Regions from separate parts of the Homo sapiens genome. Here all the other regions are linked to region 2. The links are chromatin contacts, found by Hi-C in ENCODE. All regions are on one chromosome and are shown on one strand. The core of a region is the stretch at or near the end of the contact, and the rest is flanking DNA. Distances in the headings are between cores, read along the strand shown.

Region 1 (3,214 bases), core at 178-2,677, 260 kb before region 2:
ACTGCCTAAGTCATGCAGCTGTCTGGTGGCAAAGCCTGACTAGAAGAACTTCGATCTTCTGCCTGCCAGGCCCGTAGTCCACATTGCTTATCAGAAAACCTACATTAAGAAGAAAATGAAATGGCAAATACTAAGCTAAGGTGATGCTGATTCTCTAAATCTGGTGTGTTTTTAAAAACACACGAGCAGGTGCCTAAAACATATACAATACTGTCTCATGACAGAAGATATTCTGATTAAATTAAATCTCAAGCAAGGTGTTTTTCAATAAGCAATCTAGAGGATTCTCCTGCAGGGACCCTGGGGCCAGGCTTTGAGAAGTACTGCTGCAGAATAAGAATAGTAAAAAGCTCCCTATCCAACGTCCTGACCCTTAGAATCACCTACAGAGCACCCACCCTTATCTATTACATTAGAATAACTGTAGGTGACATCCAGGCATCTATCTGTTTTGAAATATCTTCAGATGACTCTTACATGTATATGGCCAGGTTAGAGAACCCACAGTCTACAGATGATGAAAACAACTATCTTTGCCAATATCAACTTAACAAAACTGGGAAGAGGTGGGATTTGTGAAACTAAAGAAAAAAGAATGTTTTCTGGAAAGAGCTCAAGGACAAAGGTAGGAAACCTTGTCACAAGGTACAAGGTGAGTCTTCGACAAACAGAAGATCCTTGAAAAAGGTACAAACACTAAGTTCATTACTCCTTGTCTCCCAAAAGGATCTACCTTCTGCCACCTGTTTATAACATATCCTTCACAGATGACACTATTAACATCAATTCCTGCTCTAACTTTTTAGCAATCTCCCTTAAATTTCATTGACAAGTAAAACAAGTGGGATGTCGTGCCATAATTTAACTCAGGTAATCTTATTTACCATGTTGCCTTAAGGATTTATTTAACCTGAGTTTCCATTTTTTCATTCTGTATATGAGGCATAGTCTATTTTGCCTATTTCATAGAGTTGTTTGGATGATCAAATGACGCGATGTGTCTGAAACCATTATTCCAATTCCAAAGCAGTATACAAATCTAATATACTCCTTTTTTACCTACTTATCCTAATAAAAATATAACATGTTGATAACATTTATATGCAGCAGGAAGGGCTGGATGAATGGCCTCCACAGAGCCCCCTGAACCAGGAAGACCACTCTAGGTCAGCATGTCATTGCAACGACTCAAAAGGGAAGTAGGCTGAGAATGATGAATGTCACAGGACTAGGGGAGATCAAGTCAGGTTAAGATAAGCTCAAAAAATTGTACACTATTCTACTTAGAAGTTAACTCAAAAGTTAAGTCCAACCCTACATGCAACTCAGAGCAAAAACTGATCACATAGGGAAGCTATGAAAAAGAACAAACAAAAGGAATGTTGGTTAATCAGTCATTTCCGGGATGAAATGCCAATGAAGCGGCTGGAAGCTCTCATTTGCAACTAATTCTCCAATGAAAAATGTAGAATCCAATGCAAGATAAAGAGTTCTGTGGAAGTTTCCAACCAAAGATAATTAAGAAACAGAGTCAAACACCTCCAAGGTAACAGGAAGAATGTCCTAAGAGGAATAGCTAAACTCTTGATTTGGACTCTTTGTGTGCCACAGAATAAATAAATAGTCTTTATCTGAACTACAGGGACATGAGATGTCAAACCCTTCAGATAATATAATGACTACCCATTCAGCTTTAACCTAGAAGACGTCAGGCTTTATATACATTGCATTACAGTTATTTCGCAAATCTGACTGGTCAGTTTATGACTTATTTCCACATATATTTTCCATTGAAGGAAAGGCTAATGTACCACTAAGGAAACAGATTATAAAAATTTCCATTAATGCAAAAATGTACAGCTTACTTGAAGCCAAATTATGCTGGAAAACATATGTGAAATTAAACCAAGTGCTTATATTCATAAACATATAGTAGTCAAGTAGTTTTCTTTTGCACTAGGCTTTATGACAGAGCTACATAGATAATGACACAGACTGAATGCTTTCTTTTTAAAATATAACCACTGTAAAATATAAACAGAACTGATGGCATAATATTGGCAAGGTGTAGCGGTGTATATAAACAGGACACCTTCAGGAGAACTCAGAAACCAAGGTCAGTGATGATGGCGCACACTAACCCTCATAAAACCTCATTCTATCATTATGCAAATGATCTCTGCTCATTGATACAATGACCTTGCCAAGAATGTTTAACATCACAAATATTCTTTATGTTCAGATTTTTTATTAAAAGATAAAGTTAGGAATAGCTTAAAGAAAAAGCCATCAACTCCTGAGTAGTAACATGTAGAGGTTATGTGGATAATACATTTTTTGAGCAATTAAATAAATACCTATCTAATTATATTTTAAAGACAAGTAAAAACCCCAGATAAGTAACTTGTCTAAAGCTAAATATCAGTGTTAGGAATAAAGATCTCAACTTCCTAGTAGTCTGTGTCATTTTCAAATTCCTATGGCATGCTACCCTAACAATTTCTGATTTTAGACTGGGGCTGGGGAATAACATAAAGGAAAAGATGTACCCTAGCCCTCAAAACATATGCACAGAATTGACAGCAATTATGTGAATGTTTCTGCACATGAAAATCAACAGAGAACCAGAATCTGGCTTTTCAAACTCATGAATCAGCAAGTCGGTATTGACTGATAATTTTACAGTATCCTATTATTTGTTACAAAGCTATTGTCTTCTCATGACTATTTCTAATTGAACTTTTACCTACAGTCCAACTAAGCTTCCACAGGCTATTCCACAGGCAAAGTCAAGAATCATGAACCAGAAAAATTCAAAAGATATGCACTCTCTTACTGTAGTGCTTTTTAAAGTCTTCCACCAATAATGAAAATGTACAGGATTTTTAGATTAAAGTGTGGTCAAAGAATGTGCACAGCACAAAAATAAAATCATAACAATCAAACCTGAGGCTACTAACAAAACGCAACAGAAACTCTATGGCTTTTACATACACTAATATGAAAATAACTTTATAAAAGACAAATTAGATGTCAGTCTGATGTGAGCACCTGGAACACTTATTTACTTGAACTCAGACTCCACATTTCACTTACCTCATTTCCATCTGTGTCCTTAGAAACAGAGGACATACTAGTATAAAGGGAATGGCATCTCTTTTTTTTAAACTGAAAATGCTGTGTTGCATGAGGGCAAAATCTCTCAGTGTTTTGC
Region 2 (3,596 bases), core at 14-2,513:
ACTTCATTTAACTCCTTGTTCTTCACCTACCGAGTGACTCATGACTTACCTGGGAGACCAGGGTTGGGAAAGCACATCGCAGACTCCTGGAATTCGGTGGGACATCCTGGGGGAGGGAGGAGGAGTCCTGGGGCCATCGGTCTCTACGTGATTTCTCCGCGAGAAGTTTGCATGAAAGTTCTGGGGGAGTTGGGGAGCCCCGAAGTTTCCATGCCTTACTTTCTTACCCCTACGCTCCAGCGAAGGATGCGTGAAGGCGAGGCTGGCGCAGCCCCGGACTACGCTCAAATTACCCTTAAGGCTTTAGCAAACTGACTAAAAATTTGAGTTCTTTCCTCCCCTCCCTGCCCTCGGCATCGCCGTGGTTATTCAAACCTGGGAGACTGGAGGGCGGAGGTGACGGCAAAAAGGGCAAGGGGCGTTAAAGAAACGCACTCAGCCTGGGGAGTGGGCAATGATGGGGCTAGGGGCAGCCGAGGAGAAGGGAGCGAGCCGCGCTTCACTCTCCAAATCGGCTTAATTGTTCCTGGTAGCCCGCAGAAACCCGTCGCGGCGTGTCTTACCTCGGCTTCTTGAACGACCCGAGAAGACCGATTTCATCGGATGCCTCCCTTTCTGGAGCTTGCGGTGCCAGCAGCAGAAGAAGACGATGGTGGCGATGGTGCCCAGCAGAAGCAACAAGAGGAAGAGGGCACATTGGATGCTGTAGGGTCTCAGCAAGACGAGGAAAGCCGCGGCGATCATGGTGCGGGCGAGGCGAGGGCGACTCGACGGCGGGGCTGGAGGGCGGCGGCACAGGCACCCGCGCTGGGCGCACGCCGGGACGGCGGGCACGGGTGAGCGCGGCTCAGCGCGTCATGCCTGGCGCTCGCGGCCCCGCGCCCAGCCCAATGGCTGCGCACCCCGCGCCAGCCGCGCTACGCGAGTGATCCAGGGCTGCGGGGAGCGCTTGCCATGACTCAGCAGACAGCGACGAGGCTGCGACTCGGCGGCTGGGATCCTCTCCCCTCCCTCCCCAGGCGCCCCCGCCCCCGTCCGTGCGCAGCCCCCGGGCGCAGCCCCGCCGGGGACGCGGCGAGTGGGGAGGAGCAGCGCCGCCGCCGCGGCCGCCCGGGCCCCGCGCATCGTCCTGCGGCCGCCGCCGACCTCAGCATCCCAGAAGCCGGGCGCACGTGGGTCGGGGCGGGGACGCGGCGCTCAGGCTGCAGCCGCGGCAGCCTGCGGGGGGCGGGAATGGGGCGCCGCGGCGGGGGCTCGGCTGATGACATCACGGCCAGGCTGCGGCAGCGCGGGCGCGCGGACATGGCTGCGGCGGTTTCGGCGGCGTCCGCGGGCTGCACCCGGGCCTGAGAGCCCAGCGCCCTCCCGCGGGGCCGCCCGCCAGTCCGCGCCGTCCGCGGGTGCATTGGCCGGGTGCCTCTAGCTTCCCGGACACCCGGAGCTTCCGCCTATCCAGCCTCCCTCGGCCAAATTGCTGCGGAGCCCGTCGTCAGGGGGCGCCAAGGAGCCAGGGGGAAAACCGAGAGGCGCTGACAGGAGCCTCCCGGCGGTGCTACCCTCCACCTCCCACCTCCCTGCGCCCCGCCCCGAGGTTGGGGCTTTGAAGAATGCAGCCGGGTGAGCTATTGCTTGTGGGGGTTTCCTCGCACTCTGAAGCGCGAGCGCCGGGAAGGGCCTTCCCTGGGAATTGGGATACTCCAGGAACGGGAGGCCCACTCCTCTCCAAGCCTCTCTAAACTAGGAGCGCTCCGGGGTAGTACGCTCTGGTCGGCAGAGGTGAACTCTTCCACCCCAAACTTGGTGCTTATCTCGCAGCTAAGAATTGGGCACTTTCGATCTTCTTGTATCCCTGGGTTTGCCCTAAAACCCTGACTCATTTAGTGCATTTGAAGGGCAAGGCGATTTCAGATTTAGGGACCTGGCAGATGAAGTAAGTTGGTACTTGGCTTATAAACATTTGGGGGAGAAATTTTTTAGGGAGTGTGAGGCAATAGTGATCTCTCACACTTGCAGGCACACTCTGTCTCCCCTTTGTCCCCTCCCCACGTTTCTTCATAACCAGCAAAAAGTATATGGCAGTTGGTGGCCAGGGGATTTAACACTGATGCAATGCCAGCACGGAAGGTATAGCGAGAGCGCTGCAGTGTGCCTTTCTGCGGACGGCCACGGCCACCTGGCCAGGAAGCGGCTGCTGCAGCAGTCATTCTGCGGCATCTTGCGGCCTTGGCGGGCGGTGCTGTGCCGCGTTCTGCTGCCCCCAAGGCAATGCTGGCTTTCCCTGTGTGGGGCTGGATTGTTTGTTTCATTTACTCGCATAAGAAAACTTTAATTATAGTGACAAGGTAACACTTGACTGCATTTGCGGAGTTTCTTATAACAACTGTATTAGCCTCTTTTTTGGAATATTTAATAGACTGAAGAAATTGTGTCATAAAAATTTATAAAAATTTGAAAAGCAGGTAAATAATTGGGAGGAATAAAAGTTTTATTTGCTTGTAGTGATCTCAAAATCAGTGTTGTTTTCCAACTATACAAAACCGTACAGCTCTGCATGAAAGCTTAATCATTGATGTCCTTAAAGCCAGTAACATATTACCGTGTGTAAGTATTAAACCTAAAAAGGCATTGGTTAATGCAGTCTCTTAGTGCCAGATTCATAAGCATGGAAAACAACAGATACGTTTTGTTTACAGCTGGTTTCCTTAAACAAAATAAACATTCGAATTGTTGACATGTTGCATCTCATTCATTCAGTTGTTTTGGATTGAACTCAGAAGGGCCCTTGCTTGGAGACACTGCATAAGGTGGGAATTTTGAATGGCAGCATGTAGGCTGCACTGAATTCCAGGATAGGCTTCATGGGTCTCTAGCACTCAGAGTGGGTGACAGGTAGCACTACATCATGTGCATATGGCTAAAGGTTTCTTGATACCGCAGCCCACTGCAGTGAGAAACTATTCAACAATTATGCAGAGGTTATTGAAGAAAATCCTGAGAGTTTGCAATGTGTGGCACATCAGGAAAGGAAGAATTCTCCACCGCATTGACTCAACAATGGCATGGTGGAGTAATTTTAAACAACAAAACTGAACTAACCGTGTGCAGACATTGGGGGAAATAACTAACAGAATTTTGGAAGGTCATCTTTATGCTTCTCATTGACTGAAATTTGTAAGTGAGCTGAAATAGCCTACGTATCCTTGAACAGAAACATGTCAAAGACACACAGAATAGTATTCAAATTGCCCCAAACGCTATATTTTTTTAACAACAAAAAGCAACTAAATAGCTATTATGGTTTTCTGAGCTATGACTTTAGCACAACTGTTATCATCCTGCGTCTTGCTGCAGCCATTTATAAGTTTCAAGTGCACACAAGAACATCATTTATCTCTCTTGGCAGGCAAATGCTTAACTGCCATGCAATAGGATTATAGATATTTCTTTTTAGATGCATTCATTTCTGTTCTTTCCATCAGTTGTCTTAAAGATACTAATAATAAACAAACCAAATCCTTGAAAGAATTTAGTATTTAGTTCCATTGTTATTTTCTGATTTGTTTGTTGCTAATTTATCATTTTTTCCAAATAACAGC
Region 3 (3,483 bases), core at 981-3,480, 360 kb before region 2:
CTCTCTGCCTGATATTAACCTGCCACATTTCACCCGGGTATGACTTAGCTTTCCAGAGTTGTCAATCTCAGGCAATACCTAACTTTAAGCTTGCCCAGCAGGGTACCTGTTTCCCGTGCTAACAGCACAATTTTTCGACTCTGTAAATAATATGCAATTAACTTCTGAAAGACAGCTGTCTAACTGGCAATCCTGTGTTTATTTTCTAGCTGTAGCAGTAATAACCTACTATTATTAACCTGTGAAATGGAATCATATAATAGATTGATGGAATGAAACTTTTAAACTCAAAATTATTGGTCACATTAGTTCTCATCCTTTACTTTAGAATTTTAAAATAAGTTTTACATTATAAAAATAGATTTAAGAACTCTCCACCACTGTATGACTGAGAATCGCACTGTTATGCAGTTTTGACACCAAGCCTGTATTTCTGAAAGAGCAGGTGGACTTTTTGAGAACTGTATTGAGTAATTATTCAAGTTTGTATCTCTATGAATCATGAAGATATTCAGTAAGAACCCTAATCCTGGTCCTTAGAACCGCTGAATATGATGGTAGCATCCCTTCTTCCCTTCCAACTGTCCATTCCTTAACAAATATTTATTGAGTACCAACTTTGGGCCAGGTAATATTCTAGGTGCTGTGAATACAGCAATGAATAAAGCAGACAAAGACACGTGTTCTTGTGGAGCTTAATTCTAATGGAGGAAAAAACAGTGAACAAGATAAGTAAGTATAAAGATAAATAAGTGGCCAGGAAAATACTGAGTTTTGTTTGGGGATGGAGGGGCACGTCACAAGCCATAACAGCAATGTCAAACCTGTTAAGAAAACATCAGGAAGGCTGGGCGCGGTGGTTCACACCTGTAATCCCAGCACTTTGGGAGGCTGAGGCAGGTGGATTACCTGAGGTCAGGAGTTCAAGACCAGCCCAGCCAACATGGCGAAACCCCGTCTCTACTAAAAATACAAAAATTAGCGCCTGTAGTCCCAGCTGGTGGCGGGCGCCTGTAGTCCCAGCTACTTGGGAGGCTGAGGCAGGAGAATCACTTGAACCCAGGAGGCGGCAGTTGCCGTGAGCTGAGATCACACTACTGCACTCCAGCCTACACGATGGAGTGAGACTCCATCTCAAAAAAAAAAAAAAAAAAAAAATTCGGAAAAAAAAAGAATGTACTGTGGAGAAATAGAGTCAAAACTACCTCTGGAGGCAGAAGTATACTTTTCACATCATTTGTTCCCCTCTCTTAGCTGAAACTATCACAAAAGTGTGAGAAATTGGAAGCCTTTCAGTAAGACTACTGGAAATGTGGATCTTTCTCTCGCTTTTTACCTTGGTCTCTTCTAATTGCCTTTGAAGATTTTTGGGGTCCACCGCAATAGGTTCAGATAAGTGTTTGCTCGCTGTGGCCTCACAGGCCTGGAGTCCAGCAAGAAGTCCACATGAAGCATCTTCATAGTGTTGATATTTATCCACCAGATCTTTAAGATTATTTCCAAGAACATTGCACTAACAATCAAAAGAGAAAAGGGGTAGGAGATTAAAACCCACTATTTTCATATGCATCAAATAATCTTAGGACCTATAAAATATGTAACTTGGAAAAAAAACCAGACTTCCACCAAAGTTAATAAAAACTCTGTTGGGCTAAGATTTCCTCCTTTATATGAAGAGGTACCCTATAAGAAGCCAAAAAGTAACCATAAAATAAAGAGATAGTTCTGGATTTATACCAATTCAAAAACATATTTACAAGAGCTGAGTCTTAACATAGAATAAAAGATAAAGACATCAATCATCAGAGGAAGGAGATTTTGATACACCATGTGTATAGATATCGATTTGATGGAAGGGTTTTAAAGGTGCTTAATAAATTTCTATATGTTGCACAAGTTAATTAACAAAAGGAAGACAAAGAGTCTATATTAGAATGGAGCAAAGTCCAAGAGCCAGTGATGGTCTTTAAATCATTTATGCAACTTGGCAAGTCTGTTCAGATTATATTACAAACCAGTAAATATTTTCTTAGATTTTTTTTTTTCAAAAAAAACCTTTTACTTGACCACAGAAGTAAAACAAGCAAAACAGTCTTTTATTCATTAAGTATTAAAATAACATACTGATCAAATATACAAGACAAACACCTGCAGTGTTTGTGAAGAGGATAATCTGAGATGAAACCAGTTCCCAAGCTTGAGAGGCTGCAAGCATCTGTTTTTGCTTAGAGTCAATGCACAACCGCCATCTTGTGGTCACACTGGATATTAGAGCATTTGAGAGCTGGGACTTCTGGAAATCATGCTCTCAAAAACTAAAGTAACTTTAAGTTTCTCATATTTAAATACATTGTTCAGAAGTAAAGCAGGTGAATAAGATAGAGAGAAGGCTGGGCACTGTGGCTCATGCCTGCAATCCCAGCACTTTGGGAAGCCGAGGTGAGCGGATCACGAGGTCAGGAGATCGAGACCATCCTGGCTAATACAGTGAAACCCCATCTCTACTAAAAACAGAAAAAAAATTAGACGGGCGTGGGGGTACATGCCTGTAGTCCCAGCTAGTCGGGAGGCTGAGGCAGGAGAATTGCTTGAACCTGGGAGGCAGAGGTTGCAGTGAGCCGAGATCACGCCACTGCACTCCAGCCTGGGCGACAGAGTGAGACTCCTTCTCAAAAAAAAAAAAAAAAATAGAAGTAGGCTAAAGCTACCTTTTCCTCCTGTTTTGGATTTTAGGTTTCTTGCCTCTTGTTCCAAAACTATAATTGAAAACTATAATTGCAGATTGACTTTTCCCTTAAAAAATCAAAATAACATTACCTTAGAGTAGAGAGACCTGAACCGATCAGTAGCATGATCCAACTTGCGCTGCACTTCTCTGTGGGTTGCAGAAGTATCAACCTTGCCACCGTCTCTCTTGCTGCAAGATTTGGCAGCTTCCAACACTCTGTTTCCAGAAATTGTGATGTATCTCAAGTCACCTTTGTGAGAAATAACGTCTTCTGAGAAACTCTTCTGCCTCTTCAATTTGGTCATTAAACCATTGATGTCATCTGCACCTGCCTCCAGGTTTTCAAGTTCTTGTTCTGACTGCTGTAGCCAGTGCTCAAACTCGGTATAGTCAGCATCAAACTTTTCTAATTCTTCCTGCAGAGAGTGAGTTAACTTCATTTTCTTCTCTGACTCAGCCAGTGCAGTTTCATAATGCACTTTCAGTTCCTTCATGTTCTTTTGCAGTTTCTCTTTTTCTTCAGGAGAGAGATACTGACCCTGTTTCTCAAGCAACACTTGTGCAGACTGAGTGGCTATGATCACTGCTTGGTGCTGAGAGATGATCTTCTCGTGTTGGGCCTATGTGAAAACAAATTGATCATAATCTTCAAGCAGTAACGGGGTAACACCTGCAGGGAGCTCCTTGCCGCCTCAAGACTGACAGGTTTCAATGATCTACAGGGCTACAACTTGCTTCTCATTCCCCTTTTCAAG

Evidence for each region. Hi-C counts contacts between places; a loop is a spot of excess contacts on that map. Pooled maps may share reads with other maps.
Region 1: a pooled map shows a loop between it and region 2 (2.2-fold over the local background). The contact joins the enhancer-like site here to the promoter of BEND6 in region 2. A Hi-C loop is called at or near these places in 1 of 50 pooled maps.
Region 3: a loop to region 2 is called in a pooled map, with 6 times the contacts of the local background. The contact joins the enhancer-like site here to the promoter of BEND6 in region 2. A Hi-C loop is called at or near these places in 2 of 37 single-sample maps with no recorded cell type and 9 of 50 pooled maps.

Annotation. Positions count from the first base shown.
Region 1 is chr6:56,689,292-56,692,505 of GRCh38, forward strand. The region is part of intron 9 of DST (dystonin); the gene reads right to left. Among named protein-coding and RNA genes, the nearest start is that of DST-AS1, 150 kb to the right of the region's middle. Within about 2 kb of position 1,428, at least 7 of the 41 ENCODE cell types and tissues checked have a DNase peak (open chromatin) inside an H3K27ac peak, as active enhancers do.
Region 2 is chr6:56,953,844-56,957,439 of GRCh38, forward strand. BEND6 (BEN domain containing 6) reads left to right here and starts at 1,264. Exons shown (of 7, transcript NM_152731.3): 1 at 1,264-1,617. DST (dystonin) reads right to left here and starts at 987. Exons shown (of 104, transcript NM_001374736.1): 1 at 564-987. The coding sequence starts at 744. RefSeq lists an enhancer at 1-601 and a silencer at 763-1,452.
Region 3 is chr6:56,590,846-56,594,328 of GRCh38, forward strand. It overlaps DST (dystonin), which reads right to left. Exons shown (of 104, transcript NM_001374736.1): 48 at 2,818-3,348; 49 at 1,337-1,513. Among named protein-coding and RNA genes, the nearest start is that of DST-AS1, 250 kb to the right of the region's middle. RefSeq lists an enhancer at 3,046-3,305. Within about 2 kb of position 2,231, at least 2 of the 41 ENCODE cell types and tissues checked have a DNase peak (open chromatin) inside an H3K27ac peak, as active enhancers do.